Regions from separate parts of the Homo sapiens genome. Here region 2 is linked to region 1. Evidence: chromatin loops called from intact Hi-C (ENCODE). Cell type or tissue: chondrocyte. All regions are shown on one strand. Each heading gives the region's core, and the rest is flanking DNA. Links, peaks and the distances in the headings are about the cores only.

The links. Hi-C counts contacts between places; a loop is a spot of excess contacts. Peaks named below come from ENCODE experiments on the same cell type or tissue, not always from the same donor. Only the 100,000 strongest peaks of a DNase experiment are listed, where the experiment ranks them.
Region 2: it touches region 1 in a loop (2.2-fold over the local background); 3 of 110 quality-filtered maps call a loop at or near these places.

Annotation. Positions count from the first base shown.
Region 1 is chr13:112,312,340-112,317,728 of GRCh38, forward strand. It overlaps LINC01043 (long intergenic non-protein coding RNA 1043), which reads left to right and starts at 1,128. Exons shown (of 2, transcript NR_135321.1): 1 at 1,128-5,389. In chondrocyte, for the core only: no CTCF peak of the experiment used is centred there; no DNase peak of the experiment used is centred there.
Region 2 is chr13:112,262,588-112,267,976 of GRCh38, forward strand. It overlaps LOC101928730 (a long non-coding RNA gene), which reads right to left. Exons shown (of 9, transcript NR_120422.1): 4 at 377-599. Among named protein-coding and RNA genes, the nearest start is that of LINC01043, 48 kb to the right of the region's middle. In chondrocyte, for the core only: no CTCF peak of the experiment used is centred there; no DNase peak of the experiment used is centred there.

The sequences.
Region 1 (5,389 bases), core at 307-5,306:
CAGGATGGGCCCAGGTAAGCATGGACCATTCCTTCACGATGGAGTCAGGTAATTGTGGACCATTCCTCAGGATGAGCGCAGGTAAGCATGCACGATTCCCTCAGGATGGAGACAGATAAGTATGGACCATTCATTCAGGCTGCAGCCAGGTCAGAATGAACCATTATTTCAGTATAAAGCCGTGTCAGAATGAACCATTATTTCAGGATAAAGCCAGGTAAGTATGGACCATTTCTTCATGAGGCAGCCAGGTAAGCACAGACTTTTCCTTCAGGATACAGCCAGGTAAATGTGAACAATTCCTTTAGTTTGGAGCTAGATAAGCATTAACAATATTTTTCAGAATGCTGCCAGGTAAGCATGAACCATTCCTTCAGGATGAAGCCAGGTAAGTGTGGACCATTTTTTGAGGATACAGCCAAGTAAGTATGATACATATCTGCAGGATACAGCCAGGTGAGCATAGACCATTCCCTCAGGATGAATCCAGGTAAGCATAGACCATTCCTTCAGGATGTAGCTAGGTAAGCATGAACCATTCTTTCCGGATGGTGCTGTGTGATTGTGGACCATTCCTTCAAAATGGAGTCAGGTAAGCATGGACCATTTTTTCAGGATGCAGCAAGATAAGCGTGGCCGTTCCTTCAGGATGCAGCTATGTAAGCAGGGACGATTTTTTCAGGATGCAGCCATGTGAGCAGGGAAAATTTCTTCAGGATGGACTCAGGTAAGCATGGACCATTCTATCAGGATGCAGCCAGGTAAGCATGGACCATTTCTTCAGGGTGCAGGAAGGTAAGCATGGACAATTCCTTCAGTATGGAGCCAGGTAAGCGTGGACCATTCTTTCAGGATGCAGCCAGGAAAGCATGGACCATTTTCAAGGATACAGCCAGGTAAGTATGATACATGCCTTCAGGATACAGCCAAGTAATCATGAATCATTCCTTCAGGATGCAGCCATGTAGGCAGAGACCATTCCTTCAGGTTGGAGCCAGGTAAGCATGAACCGTTCCTTCAGGATGAAGGCAGGTAAGCATGGAGAATTACTTCAAGATGGAGCCTGGTAAGTATGGACCATTCCTTCAGGATGGAACCAGGTCAGCATAGACCATTTCTTCAGGATGCAGACAGGTCAATATGAACCATTCTTTCAGGATGCAGCCAAGTAAGCATGGACCATTTCTTGAGAATGGAGCCTGGAAAGCATGGACCGTTCCTTCAGATTGCAGCCAGGTAAACAAGAACTATTCCTTCACGATGAATCCAGGTAAGCATGGACCATTCCTTCATGATGGAACCACGTAAGGATGGACCATTTCTTCAGAATGCAGCCAGGTAAGCCTGAACCATTTCTTCACCATGGAGAGAAGTAAGCATGGACCATTCCTTCAGGATGGAGTCAGGTAAGCATGAACCATTCTTTCAGGGTAAATGCAGGTAAGTATGGATCTGTCTTTCATCATGTGGCCTCGTAAGCATGGACCATTCCTTCAGGATGGAACCAGGTAAGCATGAGCCATTGCTTTTGGATGCAGCCAGGTAAGTACAAAACATTCCTTCAGGATGCAGCCAGGTAAGCATGAACTTTTCATTCATGGTGTAGGCAGGAACGCATGGACCATTTTTTAAGGATGGACTCAGGTAAACATGGACCATTCCTTCCAAATGGAGCGTGGTAAGCATGGATCATTCATTCAGGATGCAGCCAGGTCAACACGAAACATTTTTTCTGGATGGAGCCAGGTAAGCATGGACCATTCCATCAGGATGCAGCCAGATAAGTATGGACAATTCCTTCAGGATGGAGCCAGGTAAGCATGAAAAATTCCTCCATGATGCAGCCAGGTAAGCGTGGACCATTTCTTCAGGATGCAGCCAGGTAAGCATGGACCATTCCGTCAGTATGTAGCCACATAAGCATGGACCACTCCTTCAAGATGGAGCCAGGTAAGAGTGGACCATTCCTTCAGGATGCAGTCAGGTAAGCAGGGACCATTTTTTTCAGGATGCAGGCAGGAAAGTATGAACCATTCCTTTAGGATGCAGCCAGGTAAGTGTGCACAATTCCTTCAGGATGGAGCCAGGTTAGCATGAACCATGTTTTCCAGACTGTAGCCAGGTAAGCATGGACCATTATTTCAGGATGCAGCCAGGTAAGTATGAACCATGTTTTTCAGACTCTAGCCAGATAAGTATGGACCATTCTTTCAGGATGCAGCCAGGTAAGCATGGACCATGCTTTCAGATGGAATCAGATAAGCATGTAACATTCCTTTAGAATGCAGCCAGGTAAGTGCGGACTATTCCCTCAGGATGGAGCCAGGTAAGCCTGGACCATTCTGTCAGGATGTAGCCTGGTAAGCATGAATCATTTCTTAAGGATGGAGTCAGACAAGCACACCCCATTCCTTCAGAGTGCAGCTAGGTAAGTGTGGACCATTCCCTCAAGATGGAGCCAGGTAAGTGTGGACCATTCCTTCAGAATGCAGCCAGGTATGCAGAGACCATTTTTTTCAGGATGCAGGCAAGAAAGTATGAACCATTCCTTCAGGATGCAGCCAGGTAAGTGTGCACAGTTTCTTCAGGATGGAGCCAGGTTAGCATGAACCATATTTTTCAAATGTGGCCAGGTAAGCATGAACATTTCTTTCAGGATGCAGCCAAGTAAGTATGAACCATTTCTTCAGTATGGAGCCAGGTAAGCATAGACTATTCTTTCAGGATGCAGCCAGGAAAGCAATGACCAGTTTTTAAAGATACAGCCAGGTAATTATGATACATACCTTCAGGATGCAGCCAGGTAAGCATGAACCATTTTTTCAGGATGTATCCAGGTGTGCATAGACCACTCCTTCAGGATGTGGCCAGGTAGGCGTGGACCATTTTTTCAGGACCAAGCCAGGTAAGCAGGAATCATTCTTTAAGGATGCAGCAAGGTAAGTATGGACCATTCCTTCAGAATGCAGACAGGTAGGAGTAGATCATTTATTGAGGATGCAGCCAGGTAATCAGGAACCATTTCTTCAGGATCCAACCAGGTAAGCATGACCCATTCCTTCAAGATGGAGCCAGGTAACTGTCAACAATCCCTTCAGGTTGCAACTGGGTAAGCATGGACCATTCCTTCAGGATGGAGCCTGCCAAGTGTGGACCATTCCTTCAGGATGCAGCCAGGTAAGCATCAGCCATTCCTTCATAATGCGGCCAGGTAAGCATGGACCATTCCTTCAGGATGGAGCCTGCCAAGTGTGGACCATTCCTTCAGGATGCAGCCAGGTAAGCATCAGCCATTCCTTCATAATGCAGCCAGGTAAGCATCAGCCATTCCTTCATAATGCAGTCAGGTAAGCATGGACCATTCCTTCAGGATGGAGCCTGCCAAGTGTGGACCGTTCCTTCAGGATACCGCCAGGTAAGCATCAGCCATTCCTTCATAATGCGGCCAGGTAAGCATGGACCATTCCTTCAGGATGCCGCCAGGTAAGCCTGAACCATTCCTTCAGAATGCATCCAGGTAAGCATGGACCAGTTTTTAAGTATACAGTCAGTTAAGTATGACACATACCCTCAGGATACAGCCAGGTAAGCATGAACCATTCCTTCAGGATGCCACCAGGTAAGCATGAACCATTCCATCAGGATGGAGCCAGATAAGTATGAACCATTCCATCAGGATGCAGCAAGGTAAACATGGACTAATCTGTCAGGATGCAGTCGGGTAAGCATGAACCATTTCTTAATAGTGGAGTCAGGTAAGCACATACCATTCCTTTAGAATGCAGCCAGTTAAGCATGGATCATTCCTTTAGGATGTAGCCAGGTAAGCATGGACCATTCTTTTAGCACGGAACCAGGTAAGAATGGACCATTCTTTAGCATGGAACCAGGTAAGCATGGACCATTCCTTCAGGATGAAGCTAGGTAATAATGGACCATTCATTCAGGATGCATCCTGGTAAGTATGAATTATTCCTTCAGGATGCAACCAGGTAAGTATGGCCATTCCTTCAGGAAGGAGCCAGGTAAGCAGGAACAATTCTTTCAGGATGGAACAAGGTAAGCATGCACTATTCCTTCAGAAAGCAGTGAGGTTAGCATGGATCATTCCTTCAGGATGCAAACAGGTACGTGTGGGCATTCCTTCAGGATGTAGCCAGGTAAGCAGGGACCATTTTTTTCAGGATGCAGGCAGGAAAGTATGAACCTTTCCTCGGGATGCAGCCAGGTAAGTCTGGACACTTCCTTCAGGATGGAGCCAGGTAAGCATGAACCATTTTTTCAGAATGTGGCCAGGTAAGCATGAACTTTTCCTTTAGGGTGGAGCCTGGTAAGCATGGACCACTCCCTCAGGATTCATCCAGGTAAGCCTGGACCATTCCTTCAGGATGGTGTGAGGTAAGCATGGACAGTTCCTTCAGGATGCAGGCAGGTAAGCGTGGACCATTCCTCCTGGATACAGCTAGGCAAATATGAACCATTCCTTCAAGATGGAGGCTGGTAGGCATGGACCACTGCTTCAGGATGCAGGCAGGTAAGTGTGGACCATTCCTTCAGTATGGAGCCAGGTAAGTGTGGACCATTTCTTCAGGATGGTGCCAGGTAACCAGGGACCATTCTTTCAGGATACAGCCAGGAAAGGATGGACCATTTTTTAAGGATACAGCCACATAAATACGATACATACTTTCAGGATAAAGCCAGGTAAGCATGAACCATTCCTTCAGAATGCAGCCATGTAGGCAGAGACCAACCCTTCAGGTTGGAGCCAGGTAAGCATGAACCATTCCTCCATGATGAAGCCAGTTAAGCATAGGCAATTCCTTTAGGATGGAGCCAGGTAAGCATGGGCCATTCTTTCAGAATGCAGTCAGGTAAGCATGAACCATTCCTTCAGGATCCTGCCAGGTAAGCGTGGACCATTATTTCAGGATGCAGTCAGGTAAGCATGAACCATTCCTTCAGGATCCTGCCATGTAAGCGTGGACCATTATTTCAGGATGCAGTCAGGTAAGCATGAACCATTACTTCAGAATGGAGCCAGGTAGGCATGGACCATTCCTTCATGATGCAGCCAGGTAAGCATGAACCATTACTTCACCGTGGAGTGAGGTAAACATGAACCAATCCTTCAGGATGAATCCTGATAAGTATGGACCTTTCTTTTAGGGTGTAGCCTCATAAGAGTGGACCACTCCTTCAGGATGGACCCAGGTAAGTGTCAACCATTCCTTCCTAATGCAGCATGGTAAGCATGGATCACTCATTCAGGATGCAGCCAGGTAAGTACAAAACATTCCTTCTGGATGGAGCCAGGTAAGCATGGACCATTCTGTCAGGATGCAGCCACGTAAGCATGAACCATTTCTTCAGGATGGAGTCAGAAAAG
Region 2 (5,389 bases), core at 186-5,185, 50 kb before region 1:
TGGGTAGGGCTGAAGGACACAGCTGCAAACAGAAGTGAATGAGTGATCAAAAGGTGGTCTGGGAGGACCCAGGGAGCTGTGAGCACCTTAGCTGCCCAGCTCCCTTTGTGACAACCCCTGAAATGAAGACAGAATCATCCCAGCACTTATTACCAATGCTGTCCTGGGGCCCCAGGGAGGGCTCAGAACTTTGATACAGTCCTTTCTTCATGTTGTTTGTATCAATAACCACATCACAATAGTAAATAAATGACCTGGACAGAAAGGTAGAACAAGAGGATTAGAGTTTTCAAGTGGAACTGGTATCATTATCCAACGTTTAGAACAAATTAATTCAAAATTCAGTAGCTTAGACAAGAAACACCTATTACCTCACCTGGCTTCTGTGGGCCAAGAGTCCAGAGAGGCCTAGATGGGTAGTTCCAGCTTGGTGTCCTTCAGTCACAATGTCAGCAGGCTGCATCATCTGAAAGCTTGACTGTGGCAGGAGGACCAGACCCCCATGACCCCTTCCACCTCCAGTGCTTGCCATGTTGACCTCTCCGTGGGCTCCCTGGGCATCTTCGTGACAAGGTGAAAGTCTCGGTGCCTTTTAGGGCCTGGATTTGGAAGTAACACACCATCACTTCTGCTGTGTCTTATCAGTGCTGAAGAGAACTGTCAGGGAAGATTGCTGGGGCCATCCTGAAAGCCATCACAGTCTGGCCTCAGGCCCCAGTGATTCGCGTTCTTCCTACTCACGGAATACATGTGTCCCCTTCCACAGCCCAGTAAGCCTCATCCCTTCGCAGCTCAGCCCAAAGCCCAGAATTTCAGCACCTAGGTTAGGTCCGGCTGTGGGAGATGGGCCTGGTTTTGCTCTTTAATAAAGAGACAAGTTATCTGCTCAGCTTTAAACTCCCCAGCCACATCCAATATACAGTGGTGAGGTAAGCATAGGATGGCTCCTTAAGACATTCCTATTCTACAACCGATTTTGAGTTAATTTTTGTATGAGGTATGTAGGTCAGGGTTCTTGTCTCTTTTTTTCATGTTTGTTCAATTGTTTGAGCCTACAGTTTGACATAACTATTCTTTTCTGTACTGAATTGCCTTTATGACTTTGTTTAAAAAAAAAAAGCTGATCCTACTGTGTGAATCAATTGATCTATGTGTCTGATCTTTCACAGAACCATACTGTCTTGATTATTGTAGTATTATAATAAATATTAAAACCAGGTTGTGTAAGCCTTCAACTTTATTCTTTTTCAAAATTGTTTTGGATACTCTCATTCCTCTACCTTTCATGTAAGTCTTAGAACCAACTTGTCAATATCTACAACATCTATCTCTATCTATCCATCTCTATCTCTCTATCCTTTATGTGTGTTCTCTCTATTAGTCGTCTGTCTCAACTTGGGCAGAACTGTTATTTTAGTAATATTGAAGCTTCCAATTCAGGAATACAATATATCTTTCCATTCTTTTAAGTTATCATTGGTTTCATTCATTAGCATTTTGTACTTTTAAGCACACATGTCCTCCACATTTTTTGCTGTACGTACATCTAAATATTTCTCTCTTTTTTGGTGCAATTGAAATAGTACTTTTAAAAAATCTCAATTCCAATTGTTCATTCAGAAATACAATTGATTTTTTCATATTAAATATGTATCCTGTGAACTTGCCAAACTCACTTATTAGTTATAGGAGCCACTAAGGTGCCTTTGGAGATATTCTGCATAGAAAATAATGTAAGTCGCAAGTGTTTCTTTCCAACCTATATGCCTTTTGTTTTTTGGGTTTTTTGTTTGTTTGTGGGATTTGTGTATGGTTTTTTGTTTGTTTGTTTGTTTTTTGCCTGATTGCACTGAGACTTTCTGCACCATGTGGACTGGGAGCAGTGAAACCTGACATTCTTGTCTTGCTTCCCACCTTAGGAAGAAAGCTCTATCTTCCACCACCAAGTGTGGGGTCCAATGCAGTTTCCTGTAGCTGCCCTTTATTGAGATAAGAGACTTTTCTAAGGTTTTTGAGCATCTTTATTATAAATGGACATTGAGACTTGTCACATGCTTTTTCTACATTAATTTTTAATGTTGAGATAGACTTGCATTTCTGGGATAAACCCCACTAAGTCATGGTGTATTATCATTTTTACATATTGCTAGAGTTGATTTGCTAATGCTTTGTTGAGAACTTTTGCAACTATGTTCATGAGGGATATTTGTAAGAATCTCTTTTTTTAGAATATCTTTGTGTAGTTTTTGTATAAAGGTAATATTTATTGAGCAGTGTTTTCTCTTCTTCTATTTTCTGGAAGAGATTTTGCAGAATTGGTATTATTTCTTTCTTAAATGCTGGTGGAATTCACCAGTAAAACAATCAAGGCCTGAAGTTTGCTAATTAGGAAGGTTGTAATTAAAAATTCAACTTCTTTAGTAGATATAGGACTATTCATGTTGCCTGTTTTTCTTGAATGGGCGTTAGTAATTTATGATTATCAAGAAATTAGTCCATTTTATCTGAACTGTCAACCCTACAGGCAGATAGTCATTTGTGGTGTTCCTTTATTACCCTTTTCATGTCTGTAGGGTCTACAGTGATGCCCACTCTTTTATTTCTAACATTGGAAAATTGTGTCTTCTTTCTTTTTCTCATGGTTATTCTCACTAGAGTTTTATCAGTTTTATTATCTTGTTAGAGAAACAGCCTTTGGATTCATTGATTTTCTCTTCTGCTTTTCTGTTTTTAATTTGACTGCTTTAGTCTCTTACCTTTATTATTATATTCCTTTTACTTACTTTGGGTTTAATTTACTCTTCCTTAACTAGTTTCTATAGGGGAAAATGTGATTATTGATTTAGGAGTTTTGTTATATTCTAATAAAACATTCCATGTTCTAGATTTCTAACACAACATTTTATGTCACAAATTTCCTTCTAAGCTCTGTTTTAGCTGCATCCTACAAAGTTTAATATGATGAATTTTTATTTTCATTCAGTTCACAATATTTTCACTAATTTCACTTGAGAATTACTAGTGATCCATAAGTTATTTCAGAAGTGTGCTGTTTAATTTTCAAGTATTTGTGTATCATTCCAATAATATTCCATTATTGACTTCTATTTTATTTGTTATGTACCAAGAACATGCTTTGAATGATTTCTTTTTTAAGTTTAGGCTTTACTTTATGCTCCAGAACATGGCCTATCTTTCAGAATGTTCCATGTGCACTTGAAAAACCAATGTGTATTTTGCTCTTTTGGGGTGGAAAGTTCTATATATGACAATTAGATCAAGTTTTTTGTGTTGTTTGCATCTTCTATATCCTTCATTTTATGAAGCCAGCATCATCCTGATACCAAAACCAGGAAGAGACACAACAAAAAAAGAAAACTTCAAGCCAATATCCCTGATGAACATAGATATGAAAATAATTCTCAATAAAATACTGGCAACCCAAATCCACCAGCACATCAAAAAACTTGTCCATCATGATCAAATTGGCTTCATCCCTGGGATGCAAGGCAGGTTCAACATACACAAACCAATAAACGTAATCAGTCACATAAACAGAACCAAAGATAAAAACCACATGATTATCTCAATAGATGCAGAAAAGGACTTTGATAAAATTCAACATCCCTTCATGTTAAAAACCTCAATAAACTAGGTATTGATGGAACATATCTCAAAATAATAAGAGCTATTTATAACAAATCCACAGCCAATATCATAATGAATGGGCAAAAGCTGGAAACATTCCCTTTGAAAACCAGTACAAGACAAGGATGCCCTCTTTCTCCACTCCTATTCAAAATAGTATTGGAAGTTCTGGCCAGGGCAATCAGGCAAGAGAAAGAAATAAAGCATATTCAAATAGGAAGAGAGGAAGTCAAATTGTCTCTGTCTGCAAACAACATGATTTTATATTTAGTAAAACCCCATCATCTTAGCCCAAAAACTCCTTAAACCGATAAGCAACTTCAGCAAAGTATCAGGATACAAAATCAATGTGCAAAAATCACAAGCATTCCTTTACACCAACAATAGACAAGCAGAGAGCCAAATCATGAATGAATGCCCATTCACAATCACTACAAAGAGAATAAAATACCTAGGAATACAGCTAACAAGGGACGTGAAAGACCCCTTCAAGAAGAACTACAAACCACTGCTCAAGGAAATAAGAGAGGACACAAACAAATGGAAAAATATTACATCCTCATGAATAGAAAGAATCAATATCATGAAAATGACCATACTGCCCAAAGTAATTTATAGATTCAATGCTATTCCCATCAAACTACCATTGACATTCTTCACAGAATTAGAAAAAAAAAAAACTATTTTAAATTCCATAGGAATCAAAGAAGACCCCGTATAGCCAAGACAATCTTAAGCAAAAAGAACAAAGCTGGAGGCATCACGCTACCTGATTTCAAACTATACAAGGCTACAGTAACCAAAACGGCATGGTACTGCTACCAAAACAGATATGTAGACCAATGGAGCAGAACAGAGACCTCAGAAAATACACCACACATCTACAACCATCTGATCTTCGACAAACCTGACAAAAACAAGCAATGGGGAAAGGATCTCCTATTCAGCAAATGGTGCTGGGAAAACTGGCTAGCCATATGCAGACTACTGAAACTGGATCCCTTCCTTACACTTTATACAAATATTAACTCAAGATGGATTAAAGACTTAAATGTAAAACCCAAAACCATGAAAACCCTAGAAGAAAACCTAGGTAATACCATTCAGGACATAGCATGGGCAAAGACTTCATAACAAAAAAGCCAAAAGCAATGGCAACAAAAGCCAAAATTGACAAATGGAATCTGATTAAAATAAAGAGCTTCTGCACAGCAAAAGAAACTATTATCAGAGTGAACAGGCAACCTACAGAATGGGAGAAAATGTTTGCAATCTACCCATCTGAAAAAGGCCTAATATCTAGAATTTACAAGCAACTCCTTGCTGATTTTCACTTGAATCATCCTATCAATTACAGAGACAGATATAATGACATTTTCAAATATAATTGTGAATTTGTCTATTTCTGTATTCAGTTGTATTTCTTTCACTTTATATATTTCGGAGCCCTCCTAGTTATTGACCCTGTTACCTTTATGCAATACCCCTCTTTATTTCTGGTAATTTTCCATGTTCTAAAGTCTACATTGTCTGATATTAATACAAGCAATCAAATTTCTTTTCAATAGTGTTTGCATTGTACATCTACTTTTATTCTTCTACTTTTAACCTATGTCAGCATATTTAAAGTTGTTTTCTTATAAACAACATACAGCTGAGTCTTTGTTTTTAGCCCAATCTGACATACTCCATTATTTAATAGGCGAGTTAAGACCATTTATATTTCATGTAATCATTGATT